Linked DNA regions of Mus musculus: region 1 is linked to region 2. A link is a loop called in an ENCODE intact Hi-C map of the cell type or tissue named here. Cell type or tissue: left cerebral cortex. All regions are shown on one strand.

The links. Hi-C counts contacts between places; a loop is a spot of excess contacts. Peaks named below come from ENCODE experiments on the same cell type or tissue, not always from the same donor. Only the 100,000 strongest peaks of a DNase experiment are listed, where the experiment ranks them.
Region 1: it touches region 2 in a loop (8-fold over the local background); 2 of 42 quality-filtered maps call a loop at or near these places.

Annotation. Positions count from the first base shown.
Region 1 is chr7:40,809,608-40,817,607 of GRCm38, forward strand. No RefSeq gene overlaps it. Among named protein-coding and RNA genes, the nearest start is that of Gm51479, 80 kb to the right of the region's middle. In left cerebral cortex, a CTCF peak has its summit at 3,469 (motif pointing right); a DNase peak (open chromatin) is centred at 3,546.
Region 2 is chr7:40,935,966-40,943,965 of GRCm38, forward strand. No RefSeq gene overlaps it. Among named protein-coding and RNA genes, the nearest start is that of Vstm2b, 41 kb to the left of the region's middle. In left cerebral cortex, a CTCF peak has its summit at 6,745 (motif pointing left); DNase peaks (open chromatin) are centred at 3,586 and 6,742.

The sequences.
Region 1 (8,000 bases), 130 kb before region 2:
CTCATCCAAACAGCCTCCTGGTAATAAAGAAGGGGATATTAAAACTGCTGGGAGGTTGAAGTATATGTATACCACGTCAAGGGTACCTCCACTTCTGCATGATCCTTCCCTGACTCAGTGCTGCCAGGGCCAAAAGCTCGACTCTTTCAGTCTGCAGGAGAATGGCAAAGGGAAGGTGTTTGCTAGCAGTGCCCTCCTTCCCTCTCAACCCGATAATGCAGTCACACCTGCCCAGAGTGCCAATCATTCATTCACTCAACAAACACATTCAAGTAGCCAGGCCTTGAGCACTCTGGTGCAAAGATGAAAGGCCAGTGTCAGGCCTGGAGACACAGTCTGGCAGGAGAGATAAGAAGCCACCTGACATTCCACATACATTCTGAAAGATCTGAATTTTAAGAGAAACCTGAAGAAGAACTTGCTTAACGCCAGGGTTGAATCTCAAATGTGGAACTGGATGCCTCGGTGACTGGGGTATTCATGAGTTTAAATATAGTTTACACTTCTGCCCCACTAGCCAGCAGTACCAGTAGCTTCCTTTGCAAGGCCTCTTTCCACCATGCCCCTCAGACATACCTGCCCAGCCTTGGTCCTCTGCATGGCCCAGGACCCAGCTGCTTACCTCAGGACAGCTGAGTTCCCTACCTTTCATTCTCTTCAGTGGTCTGGCAAGCCTCATATTGTCTGAAGGTTGGTGGCTAGAAGACCCAGACTTCTGCTTTGGTTTGAGACTACTGCAATCCTGCAAAAGCCAGATTCTGTTCTAACTACTCAGCCCTGTAGGCAAGTATCCACAGTCACACAAGACCTTTGTTAGCATATGATTGGAGCCCCTTCTTCTCTACCAAGAGACACCTAGCCTATCTGGCAGAGAATAAACATCAGGCCCTCATCACCCATCCCATAATGCAAAGTCTCTCCCACCAGCACTGCCTCTGTCTGCCAAGCCTCCGCAATGACTCAAACTCAACTGGCGCTTGTGCTAATGAACTTGGATGTGTCTAAGTCCATTTAATGGCATTTAATTATGCACTACTTCCATTGACAGGCTCAGGAAGATCTACACTGACTACTGACCTGTTGGGCTACTTTGTATATATGTCTATGCAGACCTCGTGCTGCTTGCTGGAAATTGCACTTTTGCCTGGGGCAAGGATGGGAGTCCTATGGAAACAGTGTTCAATGTTCAACATCTCCCAGAGGATCCTGGGAGGAGTCTACCTGCCAGGTCTCCTAATTCAGCAATATTCATTGGGCGTCTATACAGGCCAGAGAGCTGGAACTAGACATGTGTACACTAAAACCTCCAACCTTGTGGCATCCAACAATTCCAATAAGAGATGGAAGGGGTGGGGGTGGAGAGTAGGATTCAAAGGCCTCAGTCTAAGGGAGCCTGCCAAGGTCTGCGACCCACCTATTCAACATTCACTTGGGTGCCTCTGGTTCTGGATGCCGTGTGGCTCTTTCTCCAAAGTATCTTCTAAAGTCTAGTGTTCAGGAGCTAGTTGAGGTGTGATTGTTAGAAGTAAGTGGCACGTCTCAAACAAATCACACCATGTAGCAGGTCTCATATGGGAGGTGTGTTGGGATGGGGAGACAGAGGCAGCCTCTGGAAGAGGAGGGAGAAGAAGAGGGATGGGGGGCAAGGAGATCGAGATTTATACTGGGCCCGTGACGCATGTGCGAAGGGACATGCCTCAGAGGCCATGGCGCATGTGCAAAGGGGTGGACACAAGAGTGAGCTGTTGCCTCTTGGGCTGCTAGAAATGAAGTGTCTCGTCGCTAGGTCCCTGAGAGCTGGCTATGAAGATGCTCAATTGTTGTGAAGTCACTTGTAGCTGTCTTGATCGCTAACAGATCAACATCTCTACAGCCTACAGAGCCACGTACAGCCCAGTCAAGCCAGTGGTAAGATAAAGCATGGGCCATGTACCTTTCAGTCAGAAGACTGAATCCTACCACACTATACCAGAACCCAATGCACTCAAAACCTAACATTACCATCGCTTAATTCTGTATTCTAAAAATAAGTGGGGGTGAGAGAAGAAATATGAGAGGGGAAAACATAAACAGAAGCAGAAAAAAGAAGGAGGTAGGGAGAGAGACTAATCTTGCCTAAACCAGTCTTTTCTCGGCTTTGATATCATTGAGGATGACAAGGATTAGACTGTACTTAGTAAGTCATGTTTGGCTCCATATAGTTCCCTAGAGCTGTGGCTTTTTTTCCAGTATGATTTAGGATGGTCTCCACAGAAGGGCTCTTGCTGAGTAACACCTGATAACACTATTGCTGTCTCTGCCATCTGCTTAGTCAGGGGATCTTGAAAGAGCATATATACTTACTGTTTGTTTTTAAGAACCCCTTTGTTTTTCCTTCACTATTGACCTCTAAGCTTGAGGTTCTACTTTCTCATTGTGTCTGAGCCCAACAATCAGAACAATGGAATGCTCAGCTTGACACCTGCCAACAGCAAAGTGGCTCACCCCCTTGGAACCTCTCCTAGTCTAGGCAGAACATCAAGATGTCTGATATCATAACTCATTGGGAAGTGCTATTTTGGGTTGAAAAGATTTGAGTTCTTCCCCCAAGAACATACCAAGGTTCTACAACTCCCCAAAAGGGTACAATTGAGAAGCTAGTTGAAGACAAATGCTTCTGCTTCTGAGAATGGTCTAGAAGGTTTGCTGAGTCTTAAGATAGCATGTGGTCAGTTCATATCCCATTTAGAGGAAGGATCCCAAAGCAAGGAGGACCAAGGATAGAAAGAAGCAGGAGCTGCCCACCAATGCTCCACTGTATCCTTATGCCAGCAGGTGGCCACTGTCCCAGGTTAGGCCATGGGGCGAACTTAGATTCAAACATGTAGTATGGAAGGCAATCAGGAGGTAGACACACAGGACGCTCATCCTTGCGATCTGTGTCATTATATGTCCAGACACACAAGAAGATGTGAGCAGGAAAGGGACTGCAGCCATCCTGAGGTGTGACAGAGAGTAGGAGAGTACTGAGGACATCTAAGCGAAACAGGTGGACAGATCTCACCTGTCCCATGGGAGAGCAGGGTGGAATTAACACACAGATAGATATACTTCATCTAGTCCTGGGTTCTAGGATAACACCCCAACCAATCTCACCTTACACCTACACTAGAGAAGATCCTGTGAGAGAGGACCTCCTCTCTCCTCCTGCAGTGAGCACAGGGGAGGTAGATGCCAAAGCCAAGTCTTACAGTATGCTGCTGTGTGGCCAGTGCTGGGCATGCTATCTCACACTATCTTTGTCCCCAAGAAGTTCCCAGAATACAAGAATTGGGAAACAAGAAACACATCCCACCAGAGCCTTTATGGTTTTTACTATGACTGCAACATTATCCTTTTGTCCAGGTCCTGTCAGTAAGCCAGGCTCTGGACACAGGAATGGGCAGAGAGCCATGTTAGTTGGCCTAAGCTGCTGTCACCAGTAGGGGACAATAGTAGCAAACCATACCACTACTGGAGTTCATGGACTCCACATGTTTGCACCTCCCACACACCAAACCCATCTCCAGGAAGGATAGAGACAGAGTAGGCAGGAAAACGTGCTTCTCGAGTTGGGAGGCAGAAGCAAGAGGCAAGTTGCTGCTCATTCGGAGATCCTCTCAGGTTGATTCATATTCTACACACACATAGCAACGCAGGAAGGAAGAGGCAGATTTCAGTCTCTTTAAGCTGGGACATCAACTCTACCTTTGGTCTCAGCAGGCTGTGTGACCCAGCACTACTCAACCACATCGCTAGGAGCCAGACTTCCCAGGGAGAAGCACAGTGAGGTCAAGCAATAATGTCACCAAGACTGGAAGGGACCCAGGTCCTCAGCTCTGGCTCTACCCTGACTACAGGTACCGACCCTGCCACTCCTTGTACTGGCTCATCCTTGCAATCTGTGTCACTATATGTCCAGAGCACAAGGCTCAAAGAAACTTTCTGCAGGACAAGGTTAGGAAGGTTAGGTGTGGGAACTAAAGGGGGCCAGGGAAAGACGGGGGAGGGAGGATAGCCCACATCTGGCCAGAGTTCCTCCTATGCTCTGGGCAGGAAGACGCAGGAGGGCTGATTAGACACTTTCCACTTGGCCCTGGGTGGGCATCTAAGCCACTGACTCCACTCAACTGGGGTGGGGGTTGGGGGGTGGTGGACCAGGGGCAGCCCCGGACTGGGGAGCCCTAGGGCAACACCCTGTGCCCCAGGGTTATGGGATAGGGCATAGGGAGAGAGGTTCCCACGCAGGCGAGAGTAAACACAAATGAACAGAGACAGTCTATGGTTTTAGAGCTTTATTGTAGAAAGGCAGGGAGAAAGGGAGAAGGTAAAAGAGACACAGAGAGAGACTGGACATGGCCAAGAGGAGAGAAACGGAAAAGAAGAGAGAGAGAAGAAAGGCTAGAAAGTGAGGGGAGAGAGAGAGAAAGGAGAGGAGAGAACAAGAAGAAAGAGAGGAGAGGAGAAAGAACAAGAGAGCAAGAGGAGTGAGAGAGTGAGGAGGGGCCAAACAGCACCTCTTAAGGTATGCTGCTATCTTTACTGTTGCTAGGTAACTGGGGAGGAGTTTAGCCTGAAGGTCAAAAACTTGCGACATTGCCCATGTGACTACTAACCATGCTTCTCTTGTGGGGGCTGAGGGGAGCAGTAACTTCAACAGGAGCCAGGGTTCCAGGAGACATGAGAGAACTTCCGTCCCATGTAGGTGAATTATCACCACCGGGTCCTGGGGTTCCACACCTCAGCTTGACTGGAAACCAGGCTGTCTGTGCATAGCCCAATGCCCCACAGTTAGGCATTCCTTACACTAGCCCTCCCATCTTTCATGATAAATTAGATTGAACCAAAATCCTAAGAGGAGGTGCCTGAGGGATTCCAGGCCAGAACTGACTGGTATAGAGCTCCACTGCCTGGACACCAGTCCACACATCCTGGCTCAGCACTCATGAATTCCCCAAAGACATTCTCTCTAGAGTTCCCAGTTCATGAACTTGCCTCTTCCTCCTCTTTTTCTTGGTCCTGGTGTAAAGAAAATTCCAAGGTGTCAACCAATCACAAGTTCTGTCAGTGTGTGAAACAGAGACACCAGAGCTGGGCCAATGCATGCCTTCTTCAAATATCTTCCTGCCATGGATCCAGGAGTTCCAAGATACCCCTGGCCCCGAATTTGAGTCAGTATCCCTACCAGGGAAGATATTAGCCAAGGTGCTTAAGTTAGGGACAGAGAGAGACCTTAGTCATCTTGTCCTTCTTGGACTGCAAAGAACTCCAAATGTCCTTTTTCAGAGGTCACCATCCATCAGGAGGTCTCATCCATCTATTGAGTTGTACTGTGGCCTTTGTCATCCCGTCTCACAGCAAAGGGCTAGGAGCAGAGAACCAGTCTCCCAGTCAGAGTTGCTGTCATTGCAATCACAGCTGCTTATGCCCAGTGGGATCCTTCAGTGACAACATGAATAAGAAGAGTCATGGCCTTTTTGTGAGGTTTTCTGTGCTAAGTGAGAGATTTCACTCATCATGTCATTAGCAGTTTCTCACAGCCAGGATAGGCTGTGCAGCGATCAGATCAGCCAAGGCTCCTGGGGTAGAGGGTGAGAAGAGGTAGCATGCAGAGTAGACCCTGCTCACACTAATGGGCACACTCCCCCCACTGGGTCTTCAGGACAGACTAGCTATACTTCCATCTACCTTCTGTCTGGCCCTATACCCTTCCTTCCACTACCCAGACACTGTTCTCTCTACTGTACCTTGTAGAAGACACCCCCCTCCCCCAAATCTCCAGGGACATGGGTGCTAGGGTTGAGTTATAGTGCCACATTAGATGGCTGAAGCCTACTGTGCTGATCCTCAGAACTCCCATTCCTGTGTTCTAAGCCTGCCTTTGGCCCAAAGAGCATCAGTTGTAGCCCACCCACTCACAGCTTGCTCTTTTGGGGCCTCAGTCATTCTGTTACTGCCAGAGGCCCTGCAACTACCCCCTGACTAGCTGGCTATTCACACTCCTTAGGAACAAGTGGGGACCAAACACCCCCCTTCTACACCATAGGCTCTATGTAGTAGTCGATAACAGCAGATCCTGCTAGACCTACAGGATGTGAATTGTGATGGAGGACACAATCTGGAGACAAGACACTTGGCTGTCACTCTGCCTTTGAAGTGCAGCCTGGGGAGGTTCTTCCTGGGCTCTGCTTTTCTTCACAGGAATGTGCACATCCCAGAGGGCTCAGCCCTGCTAATAGCTGCAAGTCACCATCACTTAGCATTGTGAACATCAGTATGAATGAAAGGTCTGCTCCTCTGCCACTGCAGGACATGACAGATCTTACTAGACCAGAGAATGAGGCTGTGGCACTCCCACTGAAGCCACAGAGATATACTCTGTGCTGTTCACACCATCCTGTGAGAAGCCTCTGAAAGTACCTCAGAGACAAGCAGGTGTCCTGTTTCAAGAAACTAAAACTCAATGTCTCACCATTCCTATAAGAATGCCAAGCATAAAAGCCGGATACAGTGATGTATTCCTGTAATATCAGCACGCAAGGGGCAGGAGCAGAAAGATCACAAGTTCAAGTTGAGCTGCTCTACACAGCAAGTTGGTTACATAGTAAGCTTTGATTACATAGTAAGAATTTGTCCCCAAACAAGCAAGTAAACAACTGTGAAGAGAAAACCAAGCAGGTTCAGTTGTAAATCCTAGTGAAAAAGCTCAGAGTTAATTTCTGGCTCCCTCTCCCTGCAGACAGCTCCAGGAGACAGGAGTCTAGCTTCAGCCATGCAGTTGATTACTTTATTCAAGTGCAGTAAGGAAGCACTCAAGAATATACATATGAGGAAATGGGGTTCACCCCTCAATGCATTCCCAATTCAGTAGAAGCAGGAGGCTGGACCGTAAGGATACCTTGGGAGTGACACCATCTCTAGGCTCCTGCAGCATGTGTTTGCAGAAGTTACAGAATCTGTTGGAACTTGTCTGCATAAAGGAGAGAGATTGCTTCAATGGTGATGTTAATGCCTTGTCTGTTGGGAAACTGTATTTGTGCAGGGAATGACATGAGTCAGCTGCTTTACACACGAATGAGGAGGCAGGCATGGTGAGGGGTGCTAAAGGCTCATCTTAATGACTTTTGGGCACCTTCCCTGCTGGTTGTATGCCGAGAAGCAAGAAACAATGTGTCTTTATTAGGTCTTTTGCTGTTGCTGTTTGTGGTTTTGTTGCCGATATGATGGTGGTGATAGTGGTGGTGGTGGTGGTGGTGGTGGTGGTGGTGGTGGTGGTGGTGGTGGTGGTAGTTGCTGCATGTCCTGTTGTTTTCAATTTGACACAACTTAGAACACCCTACAGTCATCTGGGAAGAGAGAACATCAATTGAAGAATTGCCTCCAAAAGACGGCCCTGTGCCCATGCCTTTGAGAGTCTGTCTTGACTGGTGACTGATGTATATCCACATGGGCAGTGTCATCCCTAGCCCAGGTCATCTTGGGCTGTAAAAGAAAGCTAGCTGGGCAGGAGACAGTGAGTGATCCAATAAGGACCATTCCTTCCTGGTTTCTGTTTGAATTCTAGTCTTAGCTCCCCTCAACTATGGATGTGACCATGGAGTATTAAGATGAAATAAACCCTTCCCAGGGAGTTTGAAGACAAAATAAGCTCTTTTCCCCACCTAAAGTTACTCTTGGTCAGTGTTTTATTGCAGAAGAAAAAAAGAAACTAAGCGAGGAATTGAAACCAGAAGGTAGTATTTTATTGTACCTGACTGTGTTGTTTTGGGGAAGGAAGATTGGGAGTTGGGGGCTGGAAAAGTCATTGAGTGCTAGCAGAATAATGGGCTGTCATAGAGGGAGCTTGGGAGATAAGAATGCAGAGAGAAATGCAGACAATGGAAGGCTGGCTTGTGAAGTTTCTGAGGGAATCAAAGACTCTATCTGTCAGGGACATTCGTGCAATGTATTTGAATTAAGAATTGTGGTTGCTGGTCAGCTGG
Region 2 (8,000 bases):
CCTACGTGGTGACAGAAACTGTCTCCCTGCTTCTCTTAAAGCCTACCAACCAGGTGGCTACCCGCTGGCCTCAGAGAGACACATGGTCTCAGCACCTGTGGGAATGAGAGCTTGCATGTTGACGGTTTCCATCCAATCTTTCATGCACAGTTCCCGCTGCCTGTGGCCTCTAATGGCTTTCCAGGGTAGGAGACAGGGCAGAGTATCAGAGTGTTCCTCCAAAGGAGGAGCTACAGGTATATGTTAACTCCTAGTCTGAACCAGGTTATTGATCAAAATATGTGTCCTGTTTACTGTTTAAGATGACATCAACACAGTTAGACTGGATGACAGATGACTTAGGTTTCCATTTTCATGGAAAATGTTGACTTATTTTTTTTTCCAATGCATAATTCTTTGGGTAGATTACAGTATACAATTTTGCCTGTATGGCTTTGGAAAAAAAGTCTGCAGTGAGCATGTTTATAAGGAAATCTGCTGCCGTATCAAGCCAGTCCCATGAGCAGTTCAACAGACTCCTGTTCTCTAAATTCCAAAAGGCTAGGCAGTGGCTATCCAAGCTGCCCTGGCTTCCCCAGCCCCCAGCTTCTCCCACTGCCACCCCCTGCAGCTTCTCCAAACCCCAATCTAACAAATTGGTGCTTTTAGGCATAAAACTCCACACTTGTATTTCAGAATGCTAATTCCCATTAAATAGGATGTCAATTTTCCAAGCAAGTCTCTCCTTTATCAGCAAAATTTGATTCCATTGGACTGATTGATTGTGCTTAGAACTGTCAACACTTTCTGACTAGGGAGTGTGGATGGAGAGTTGGTGGCTGGGCAGTGTTGCACGGTGTGGCATTCCTGGGCTGGGGAAGTCAGGAGAGTACAAACGCACAAATAATTAATTCAAATCAATATAGCAAGGGTTTCAGGCTGAGAGGTATTTAATTATGCTGTTCAAAAAGAAGATGCCTGATCTTCAGCTGGTCTACTCCATGCTGCAAATAATAGAGCACTTTTAATTTGTGCAGCAGGGATGTTAATCTTTCACCATGTAATCCAGTCCTTGGGGAATGGCATAAATACGTAGCACTACATGCATGGGACTCCCTGAGGAGGCTCTCAATCAACTAGCCTGACTTTTCCCATGGGCTTTTCGTGTCAGTCTCTCAATACACAATTAGGAAATACATAATTGGCCAATGAATGATAACAGATGGATGAATGCATGAATTGAAACATGTTTGGGTAGATTGATAGATGAATTAATTGATGGCTGGAGAGCATAGCTGGCTGGATACACACATGCACCAATGCATGGTGGGTAGAAGGATAGATGGATGGCTAGGTGGCTAGGTGGGCTGAGTAGTTGGATTAATGAATAGGGGTTGGTGAGTAGAGATGAATGGGAGTAAATAGATGGGTAGGTAGGTGAGTGGAAGAAGAGACAGTGAAGTGGAAACTCAAGGGTTCTTTGGATAGTCAGTTGTGTTGCTGGGGCAAACACATGAAGGAGTGTTTTCCTGAAGTGGACACAGGTAAAAGGCTAAGACAGTCTTGTGAAGCAATGTTTGACTGAAGCAGACACAGGACAGAGGATGTTCTGCTAAAGCAAGCATGTGAAAGACACGTGATGAAGGATTCTTCACTTAATGACCACATGCATTGGTCCACCTTACATTGCATAGTTGAGCTCCATTTGTCAGGACTCCATAGAGAGAAACACACCAAAAAACTTGTGGTGGTTGCTATAGTTTTTGCTGCTTCCTTGGACTTTGCCTGATTGGCAGAGTGGTGTCAGCTGAGACAGACTCACGTGCTGAGACAAAACCCATGGAGGATATGTGATGTTTGGAAGGAGTATAAAAAGACTTGAGGGACAGTGTTGGAGGCTGACCTTGACTTGCTTACATAGCTAAATGGTTCTTGGTCTCAGGTCTTCACTGATCTTTGCTTCATCTAGAAAGACACAGAGCTGAGAACTTCTCCTGACATCCCCGCTGGTCTGAATCCCTCCTTCCTGGTTGTTCCTGCTAGTTCTTAACACCTGTCCTATCCATGCACCACTGATCTAGATTGTTGGTGTATCCATGAAGTGTTTGTGAGTGGATTGAGCTGTCGCTGCTAATTTGTGAACTGAACTGCTGATTTCCAGACAACACAGATGGGAGTTGCTCCAAAGAACCTTTTTAAACAGGTCTTCTTCCCCCACCCCACCTCCCCGACCCTCCCTCCCCCCCCCCCTATCCTTTCTTTTTTCACTCCCTCTGGTGGGCGGTGGGTTAAAAGGGAGGTTAAAGTGTTTAAGAACCATCATGAAAAATAGCCATTAACAAACTAAAGCTGCAAAACAGAGATAGAGACAGAAAATTTCAGATTGTGAGACAATCGCAACACCCACTTACCCTTGATCATAGTTAATGATCTCTAGGTCTTACTTGAACCAATAGCACAAATGATTCTACAGAATGATTCCCCTCTCAAAGGGTTCACTTCACAGTTTCTTTTAACAGAAATCTTTCACAACAGATTTTAAGTAAGACCTGAATTCTTAAAGAGAACCATGTAGACACACAGGCACACACGCACACAATGATTTGCAAATCTATATATCAAGGTGTTAAAAATTTTTTCTTGGACTGGTGTATTGGTTAATGATAGAACAGGTGCCTAGTATAGACAATTCTCTGGCTTCCAAGCCCAGCACTTCAAAGAAAAATAAAAAGGTATGTTTTTCTGGTAGATGGAATCATATGCCTGATTGAGGGTCACCTATTCTGTAAAAAGATTTTTTATTTCTGTAATAAGATCAACACAATAAAATTAATTTAAAAATACATTTTCACATACTCCAACTATAATCTGTAAAGATACCTCTCTCCACCTGCTGTCACAAGCACGTTTACTCCATGGAAGACACTTTCTAGAAACATCACTTTCAATCTCACCTCCTGGATGGCTCAGTGTGGCAACCAGCAGATTTTGTAAGTGGAAAGGCTGAGGCATTATCTGTGTTGGGTGATCATTTACCATATTGTATATTCAAAATCTTGCCCAAGAACGACAGGGATAGCAGCCACGAGGGACATAGGCATACAAGGCCATGGAGAGCTAGGGCAGAGTGACATGCATTCGTCTATCACACAGATTATGACTTCCTGAACAGGAGACACTGCTGACTATGAGCCAAGCCTCCTCCCTCAATTCCACGATGAAGGAAGCCGAGGAATAAACAGTTAACTAGAATTCAAGTTGAACTACAGCAAACATAGTTAACGAGTTTAGAATGGAATTCAGGAGAATTAGTTTACTGTGATGGGGTCCCTGGGGAGCATGGACAGCAGTGCTTGCCCAGACTGAGCAAAAGTGTTGTTTGAGATGATGAGCCATCACAAGCCTCCTGCCTCTCCCTGTTTGGAGAGTTCTGTTAGACACACAGGCAGTCAGCCTTCCCTACAAGCAACACTTGGGCAAAACCCAATGATATTTTTTTTTTCACAAGTGTTTGTCACCAGAAGTGGAAGCCTTTCTGAGGTGTCTAGAAATATGGAGACAAAGCCCAGAAAATCTTGGGTTGTCTGAGCCAAAGGCAGACTGTGTAGGAGTCTCAGAACCAGATCAAGAACATGAATAAACTGCTGGACAAGAGATGCGACATGCAGCATATGCCCAGTGGAGTCAGCCAAGAGAGTTGTATGCACTGAGTGTTTCCAGCATCCTGGGAAAGACAGTGTCATGTGAACCACAGGCTAACTGTCATGGTAGAGACAGATGGGTGGGTAAGGAGGGCATGCCACAACAGAAGCAACAAGAAAAACTCTGAAACAAACGCCAGCTTTTCTCCCTGCCAGAGCCAGGCTGTTCTGTGCACAGGCACCCATGGGAGACAACTGAACAAGGCAGCTGTGTGGAGATACTACAAGGAAACAGAGCAATCCAGGTCTCAATCTTTGTTGATTGTGTGGAAAACTAGAATGAGTCAAGTAAATGAGATATTTCCCATTTCCTTTTAAATTTTATGAGTCAGGGACAAGGAAAATGATTTATCCAGTAGGAAGTATTTTTAGCAATTGGTTTTACTTTATTAAGCAGATGCAAGGTGACTGAATGCTACAGTAACACTTGCTATAGATTACAAACCATTGAATGAAATCCATAAAACCATGAGCAAGTCAGGAGACTTTGTCCTGGCTTGTTTCTAAGCTGTCTAGTCAATGACAATGAAAGAAAAGCAGAGACACCACGTGTGTCTGATTAATCTTTCTTTTGCACAGGAGCTGTCTAGTCTTATTCTCTTGAATAAAAGGGACAGCTAGGTGTGGTGCCAAATGCCTCTAGTTCCAGCATCCAGGAGCCTGAGGCAGGAGGATTGCTATAAGTTCAAGTATAGCATGAGCTACATATACATAGCAAGGTCAAACCTCAGAAAAATAAACAAAACACAAATCAAGGAAAAAGATTCAATGGAGAAATTCAGATGGAAGGTCATATGCAAATTACCTTGTGATAAGGTCTCACCCCTTCAGGGCATCCACAAAATTCCTGCAGTCTACATGATCCCATGACCAAATGGTAGGTAGAGACTAGTTCTTGAGATGTGCTACAACTGTAGTAGATGCTTCTTGTTACACGTATGACATCCTCTCAGGCATTTACAACTGTAGTCTTGTTGGGATGGAAGCTTCTAGAGCACTGAGCAAGGCTCCTGTGCAAAAGAAAGATTAATCAGACACACTTGGTGTCTCTGCTTTTCTTTCCAAGGTCTCCTTTAAGCCCCATGCCCCATCAGCCACAGAGAGGGACACACAGAAGTAAGAATGGTGCCTTGGAGCTTCCTTGTATTCTTATTTTCAGTGTGCAACTAAGCCCCCACCTCAGCATCCCACAAGAGTGAGCTTGACAATACATCTATTAGCTCTTCTTTTTCTAAGATAATGTTCTCTGCTCTTTTGGAATTACCCACAAGAAAATCCTGGTTCTAGAACAAGGATCTTTGCAGGGTTTAGTGTCTTGCCACCCTTCTTCTTTCACTATGACACAAAGTTGGTGTTTTCTTGAGTAATTATTATGATATCATTTTCTGCAGCTAAGTAAGAAGTGGGCCCACAATGAGGAAGTGTGAGCATACCCCTACTTTCTCCATCTGAGAGATGTTACCAGGTGCTGCTAGAGTTCACACTAATGAACGAAACAGCTTCTAAACACGCCCTGGTAAAGACGACCTCATCTACCAGACTGTCCTTCTCTAAGGCCCTGACTGTGGCTTCTTCAGTCTGACTCACTCAGCTCCCTTAGGGTTACTTCCATGAACTCCTGATTATGATTCTATTAGCAGATATTCTCCCCTGCTCAGGATAGTCAAAATCAGGCTCTGTACATGTACCGTGGACCCCAGCCAACAGCTGAGTGTTATCCTGGTCTTTATCAGGACAGCAGCAGCTTCATGATAGCCAAGGGTGAAATTTCATTTGTCATAGGATGGGGTGGTAGCCAGAGAGAAATTCTGACTGCCTTCTAGGATCTGAGTGTTTAAGAACCTTCCAAATTTCAGATGTGAAATCCTACCTCTTCAGGTGATGGTTATAATGGAGTCCCTATGGGGTGAATAGACCAGGAGAGAGCTCTTTTTAAGATTTTCACCCCTGTAGAAGTGGTGTGTGTGTGTGTGTGTGTGTGTGTGTGTGTGTGTGTGAGTGTGAGAGAGAGAGAGAGAGAGAGAGAGAGAGGCTTCTTGTTCTATGTGATGATACTACTGTTGAGTCGATAAGAGGTTCACCAGAAAGTAAATCTTCCACTGCCTTTTTCTTACACCTTCCAGCCACTAGAAGGTGAGGAGTCAGTTACTGTCTGTAAGCCTGTTAGACTCGATGGATGTTCTCAAGAGCAATCACTAGCTTAACTGTTCAGGTAGACTAAAACAACTGCACTACATTTTCTAAGATATGTTTTGGGGATGGGGGAGCTAGAGTGATGGCTCTGAAGTTATGAACGCTTACTGGTCTTACAAAGGGACCTGAGTTAAGTTCCCAGCACATATCTTAGTAGTACCTGTATGTCCATATCTAGGGGATCTGACACCTCTGGACTCCTTAGATACTCACTCTCATAGGCACGTACCCACATGGATGCACATACGTGATTAAAAAACTGAAATGATTCTTTAAAAAGACTTTTTTTAAAACAATTTTTATTACATTCATTTGCCAGGAGTTACATACCATAAGTATTTGGAGGTCAGAGAACAGCTTGTGGTTATTCATTCACTACCAAGTGAGTCCCAGGGACAGGTCATCAGACTTGGTGGTAGGTATCTATTTTTTGTTTTTTTGAGAAAGATTTTTTTATTAGATATTTTTCTTTATATACATTTCAAATGCTATCCCGAAAGTTCCCTATAACTCCCCCCCCCCTCGCCCTGCTCCTTCACCCACCCACTCCTGCTTCTTGGCCCTGGCATTCCCCTGTACTGGGGCATATAAAGTTTGCAATGGTGGTAGGTATCTTAACCCATTGAGCCATCTTGTTTGCCCACTGCTAAACCACATCCTTTCTCTGTGTCCGTTGGTTCAGTTTTTTTCAGGGCTTTGCAGGCCAGGTCTTATAATCCAGACAAAAGCAAGCATGTTTTTGTACCTCTGTCTTTCCCTCTCTCCACTACTGTCTTCCTGTCTTTTCCCCTCCTTTCCTCTTTTTCTCCTTTTTTCCCTTGCTAATCCACTTTACCATTACAAAGGCACCAGCTCCATCTACTGGTAGTCATAAGGAAATCCAGTGATGCCCACTTGGCCTGAAAGATGCTGTAATGTGCACCCACCCTAGCAGTCCTTCAGGAAGATGGCAGTGAGATGTGCTTCCCATGGTTAGCCCAGGAACTTGCATCTCTGACAGACTCTCAGGAGGTCCTAATGTAGCCATGCAGATGCTCAGCTGCCAAGATCCACTAATAAGGACATGCTTAGGCCCTGTTCAGGCTTCCTGGGTAGGCTACCCACCCCTCCTCAAGCCCATCAAGAGAGCCTATTTGCTTAACAGCAAAGATTAAAAGGAAGACTTTGTTCTGAGGAGATGTGATAAGGAGTGAGTTGTCAATGACATTTTGATGAGGCTTTTTTTTTTTTTTTTTTTTTTTTTTTTTTTTTTTTAACACAGGGACATTTAACACAGTCTACAAACCCAACCATTAAACTTGCAGCCAAGAAATTACTTTCAGCAAGTAATGATCAAATGAGATCAGATCAGATCCCAGACTTGAGATTCACCCCATCATCTGCCAGAGACCATGACTGGAACATTACTGGTTAATTAAAAGATGCCTTTCTGGTTAGTTCCCATTGATCGTGCAAACTTTATATGCTTCAGTACAGGGGAACGCCAGGGCCAAGAAGTGGGAGTGGGTGGGTAGGGGAGTTGGGGGGAGGGTATGCGGGACTTTTGGGATAGCATTGGAAATGTAAATGAGGAAAATACCTAATAAAAAATTAAAAAATAAGATGCCTTTCTACATCTGGACACAGTACTTCTAGCTCAGCCACTTCAGTTGTTCACATCGGAGTGGGCTGTTTCAGCTGCCCCTTCCTTGCCCAGATAACCATTAGATTCCTACCCTGGACCCCTATATATTTCACCCTCTGTTCATCCCTCATCTTGTGATGGGCTCTGGTCATATCCATGCCATACACACTGCATACTCCCTTCAACCCTTACTCCTCACCTGCTCCGTTCTCCTCTGTGCTATCCACAGCTTCCACTCCACCAGCTCTAGATTCCCCTGTTTCAATGGTTCTCACAAAAGTGGCCAGTCCTGCCCTTCTGAGCTCTTCTCTTATTATTAGCAAAGGGACCTGTCAACCTACTCTCAGTGTACGAGCAGCATCTATTTGGAGCAGCAGTGCAATTTCAACAGAGTCTGAAAAAAACCATGAGGTTGGCAAATGGTAAGAGAAAATTTCCCTTCCTTCTTCCATCAGAAGCAGATATGTGGCTTAGGGAGGGGCACACAGCATTGTATTCCAGAG